Regions from separate parts of the Homo sapiens genome. Here region 2 is linked to region 1. A link is an interaction called in ENCODE POLR2A ChIA-PET data of the cell type or tissue named here. Cell type or tissue: K562. All regions are shown on one strand. Each heading gives the region's core, and the rest is flanking DNA. Links, peaks and the distances in the headings are about the cores only.

Region 1 (2,824 bases), core at 24-2,523:
GTCTACCTAGAATATAGCTTGATCCTGTGCAAAGAAATCAGAAATGAATAATTCCACAACTGAAGAAACGAATCAATATTTTCATTTATGATTTAGGCATATCTCCATAGTTTTCTACTAAACTTATTTTACATGGTGTATTTCAAGACTATATTTATTCCCCAAAGAGCTTCTCTTAAAAAACACATTCCCTTGTCAAATCTTTTTCCTTCCTCCCTTCCTTCCTCCCTCCCTCCCCCTTCTCTCTCTTCTCTCTCTCTCTCTCTCTCAGTCTTTCTTTCACCATCAAGTCTCTATAAGCCAGAACTATGCTGGGCAATGGTCCAGTACAATGTCCTTACTCAGCATTCAAAGTGGTATAAAGAAAAAGTGTGGAATAGTATTTGCAGAAACTATTTTTACCTTCAAGTTCTTTCAGCATGTGTTTATTTAAATTTAACTTGAATAATTATATAAACATTTTACTTGAACAAACCAAAACTTTAAACTCATGGGTACTTTATGCATATGACACCTCCCATATTAACTCATAGCAACAGTATGATCCAACCAGAGGCCTTTTCTTTATACATCAGAAAATTAAAGTTTGGATTCTGACTGAATTACTCACAAGTTGCAGGATCCTAGGGCAAATCATGGATTTCTTTTACTGTTTTCTCATGTGTAAAACACACATAATGATTATAAGATTATGCACTTCCAAAGATTATGGTGAAGACAACCAGTAAATGAGAAACTATATAGAAACACTGGTTTATACAAATGTGCTTTTTTTTAAAAAAAGGCTTTGTGCCAGTTAAAAATTCCTATTTATGGCCTTAAGGCTCTACTATGTCACTTGCAAATTGTTTTTAACTATCGCACGAAGCTGACAGGCAGTGTGAAAATCACTCCCACGGGCTGAATCATAGCGTGACAAACTCCATTCTCTGGCCACTACTTCTCTGTCCCACCCCAGTTTATAGGTATGCTTTATATAAGGATGCTGATGTAACGTTTCATATGGAATATATCACAGGGCTGGGAATAGGTACAGAACTATGAAGCTGACATGGAAGATAGTCTCCTTTGTATTTAAAATGTTACTGTAATTCTGACTGTAATCATTCTGTGAATGCATTACAACTAAAATGGCTAGTACACAAATACTCTTACTCAACCTACAAAGACTGTCATTGGACTCACGTTTTATTGTCTACAATTCAGCCTCAAGCTGCTCATGCTTAAGACAGATCATCCCAAGCAAGGGAGAATGACTTTCAGTCACCATTATTCCATACCATGACAATGGCCTGCTGCTGGCATTACACATCAGTACATTTTTCAAGCATCTTTCTAGACTGCTTCCCAAAATCAGTTTGCCATGTGGCAGGTCCTAACTTATTATGCCTTACTTAGTCTATTCTCTGCCTTATAGTTTAGAAGAGTTGTATTTGGAATGTAGGTCACTGTGTTCTCAACACCCCTTGCCTCACCACCACACATTACCTTCCACATTCTTAGTAAACTAGAATACTGCTCAGAAAGCTGAATAATATCTGTAGGTCTTATGGGTCTCAAAGTCCTTCAAAGTTTCGTCCTTTAAATACTCAGTTTTACCAAAAACTCAGTTCTATACTGCTACCAAACTATACGTTTTCCCAAAACCCATTAAATTTGATACAGTGGAAAATATTCAGTCATATGCTGTGTAAATTTCTTCACTTCAACATGATTTATTACTCTAGTAACAATCTCAAAGGAAAACAATTCTACTTTGCAAGATACAATTAATATTGTCTCTATACCTCATACAATATAATACAATTTTCTCCTTATATCATATCCACATATATTCACATAGGAAACAACTAGTTTAATTATAGCCTATCATAAAAGTAAGAATTTAAAAAAGTTGAGCTGCCAAGTATCTTCAAAATAATAATGCTATGATTACAAATTTAATGTTATAAATTCCAATTTTCCTTATCAAATTTCATTTTTGTAATTCTTTTACTTTGAACTCCACTATTAATAATTACATAGATTTAATTAGAAATAAAAAAAATTTAATGTGGCCAAAATTAGAATGTGTATTTTTGTTTGGTAACAACTGCTATTTAAAAGGTTTTCAACAAAATAACAATTTACTGTAAACATAACCTTAATTAGATTACATATGCCAATGTATTTTAATTATTGACATTAAGGATGGGTGTTACTGAACATAAACTAATTAATGTCTATTCTTATACTTGAGATAAAAACAAAACAAAAACAAATCTTCAGCCATTATGAAGTTACACTTTTTTTTGTATTAGAATCCAGTAGGCATACAGAAATTTCAGTATCATTCTCCCATTTTACAAATGACAATGAACTAAAGGGTTAAATGTTTTGTTTATAAAAGAGACCCTATTCTCATGTTTAAGCTCAGTGATTCATCACATCAAATCATTTTCATTCATTCAACAAATACACACTGACCACCCAGTACACTTCAGGTGCTTGTAATGGGCTCTAAACATGCACGGTTCATGCAGCTTAGAGTCTTGGGGAGGCTTCAAATAATTCGACAAATATGAAATTATGAACAGTGGTGTTATAGGTTACATGGAGAGCCAATCTCATCTCAGATAGTAACGTGGGTCTAGGGTTAAGTGGGTTGGATGAGATTCCAGCACTGCCATTTCCTACGTACTTCTGAATGACTTAACTGTTACGTGTTTCCGTGTTTTCGTCTGTAAAACAGGGCTAATAATAATTGGCTTGTAGAGTTGTTGTGATTAAACCAGTTAATTCACATAAAATGTGTGGAATAGTGCCTGCCATACAGTAAGTGCTT
Region 2 (2,824 bases), core at 181-2,680, 58 kb before region 1:
CTATTTGTGCCATCTAACCATCTTTACCTGGGCATTTCCTGTTTGCAGGCTTCACTCTGAAAGCAGTTACAGAAGAGACAGTTTTCATAATCTTGCAAAGAGAATAAAGCAAAAATCTGAAGAAAAATGACGTTTGAACAAATGGAAACTATATGACAAAATAAATTGGGAAAAGAACATATGGCAAAAGAATCTAAAAAGATTAATATTTGAAATCAGTCTTTTTCATTTTATTTAATACCACTTAAAGTATACTAAAATTCTTTACTTAACTAAAATTCAGTTCAAATAAAACCCAGAACAGATACACAAATTCAGAATACATTTCAGACAGTCAAATACAAAGAATTTAATGGGCAGTATCCAAATGTCAAAAACATATTCTGGGTACTAAAGAGATACCAATTTAATCTGAATTTACATTTCATTTTCTTCAAGATTCAAACCAGCAAGAATAATTCAGTATCTACTACAACCAAAAATATGCTTCCAATTTTGAAATATTTTTAAAAGGCACTGTATATAAACCTTCCTTAAGAGAGGAACTATATGCAAGAGAAATTGAGTCTTAGAAATTACATAACAAAAGTAATCATAATTCTTGGCATTTATGAAAATATTTTACCTTCAAAGAATTTTTACAAACACTAAACTAATTAAATTATGCAATACACATGTGAAATCTCATCATCAGTTTACAATTAGGAATAACTATGGTACCAGGTTTAAATCAAGCATAAACCTAGGGGGTAAATATGCAGTTATATATGGATATAAGAATGAGTAGCTGTAATTATTCATGGATATGATGAAAAGTGACTAGAAACAGGTTTAAATAAGTATAAGATTATGAACTGAATGCAAGTATTATTAGGAAAATCCTAACCTCTGCAACTGCTTAGACTCCCTAATAGCTATGCTCTATCAAAAGTATTAGGCTCATGAGATTTTATTAGTGCTCAACAATATTTAACAAGGGCACCTGACCTTCAGCGGTTTATGACTTAAAAGAACAGATTTATTCATTTCTCAAAATTTTAAAACTTCTCCACCTCCCTTTCTTTCTCGTCCTTATTTCCAAACAAAAGGGAACACTGCTGCTGGTGGGATTACAGAAAGTGCAAAAAGGACAAAGCTAAGGGAACAGGAAAAGGAAACCTTTGTCAAAGAAGGGAGTACAGAGGGAGAGAGTGAAGGCCCAGAATGCCTGGTGAGGAAGCTGAGCCCCCAAAGGGGGAAGTGATGAAAGGCTTCCTCCTGAGCTAACAAAAGCTAATCAAAAGGAATACCCAACTGCCTTGTGCCCAGTGGCTCAAAAAAAAAAAAAAAAAAAAAAAAAAGTGAAAGACTTAGGTTAGGCCTGCTCTCTTTTACACTTTGGACTCAAAAATACAAGTGCTGGATCTCTGGGTGCCCAATGGCACTGTACATTCAGAGGATGGAACCAAATCCTAGTCCTGTGAATGAGAGGCCTTGGAGAATACATAGCTCTAGGTGGGACAGGGGACTTTCATTCATTAAGCTCTAGCTTCCTTAAATATCACTTCATGGCTACTGCTCTGTTTCCACCTGCAGTTAAAAAAGGGCCCTCTTGACACAGTGTTTGTCTTCTGCAGCTCCAACAGATGAGGAACATGAACTCATCCAACACATATGGATAACAGATAAGTTGGAGTAGTGGCAGAGAAACACTCTGCATTTACCAGGTTGAAGAGACAACTGAATGACAGCACAGGATCTTCTGGCTCCTGGTGGGATGTTCAATTCATACCATATTCACCGATCAGTGTAAGAAGCAAATTCATTACCCTTGCTGTCTTTTTTGTGCAGCCTACATATCATCAGAATGAAATTAATACAATATAACGAGGACTTTTCTTGTTGAGCTGGGGGAGGGGAAGATAAGAGAATACTTACGGTGGGGAAAACCAAATTAAAATTTCTAATTTGACAATATTTAGGCCTAAATTACTCTAATTCTTATTTCTTAGTGCATAATGTTATATAATACTTCCCAAAAGGAAATAAGTGTATTTTTACTTTGCTGACTTAAGGATATCCATAACAATGCTTTATAACAGTCCTTTTTACAAAATTGTTTTTGGATTTCTAAGAACCTTTATTTTCATGAGTCTTACGATGCCCCTATGTAATAGGCAGTCAACTAATTGCTCTTATCCCCACTGTCTAACAGGCAGACTGAGGCTTGGAAACACTACCTGGCTGGCTGCCCTGGAGCCACAAAGCTAGGAAGTGATTTTGCTTCACTTAAGCATGGCTCTAGTAAGCCCTGGCAAGAGCACAAGCTCTGTGAGTGGTGGTGGACTAGGGGTGGGGAGGAGAATTCAGGCTGATTGCTTATGAATTGTGTGTGACTATCAACAGCTTTAGCAATCAATTTACACCTCAGTTTCCTCTCATTTCAAATGAGATAATCCTCATAATTCCTGAACCGCAAAGTGATGAGAAATTAAATGAGGTACACATGTCATCACCTGCACAGTGATACCCATAGTAAGTGCTCAGTGAACACTAATTATTATTCTAACAACAAAATTCTACCTTGCTTTTCTGGGTAAGAGTAACCACGTACGGAGAACTACCCTGGTCTCTCAGTGCTCTTCTCCCAAGGGAGTTACGACCTTTTAATGCATTACATTTGAAAACTGGCTACCTTGATCCTTTGCATTACTTAATAATTTTTCATTTCTCTCATCTTTGAGTAAAGAGCTGTTCTGCAGGATTGTAATTTCTGGATATCCAAAGTTTATCCTTCAAATGCCAATTTATTTTCTGATTTCAAATACTACTCTAGTATTATTAC

The links. ChIA-PET counts read pairs that join two places held together with the same protein. Peaks named below come from ENCODE experiments on the same cell type or tissue, not always from the same donor. Only the 100,000 strongest peaks of a DNase experiment are listed, where the experiment ranks them.
Region 2: POLR2A ChIA-PET joins it to region 1 with 8 read pairs; 4 of 35 experiments call an interaction of 5 or more read pairs at or near these places.

The regions. Positions count from the first base shown.
Region 1 is chr2:158,485,220-158,488,043 of GRCh38, reverse strand. All of the region lies in intron 1 of PKP4 (plakophilin 4), which reads right to left. Among named protein-coding and RNA genes, the nearest start is that of PKP4, 30 kb to the right of the region's middle. In K562, for the core only: no CTCF peak of the experiment used is centred there; a DNase peak (open chromatin) is centred at 963.
Region 2 is chr2:158,543,590-158,546,413 of GRCh38, reverse strand. All of the region lies in intron 2 of PKP4 (plakophilin 4), which reads right to left. Among named protein-coding and RNA genes, the nearest start is that of PKP4, 88 kb to the right of the region's middle. In K562, for the core only: no CTCF peak of the experiment used is centred there; no DNase peak of the experiment used is centred there.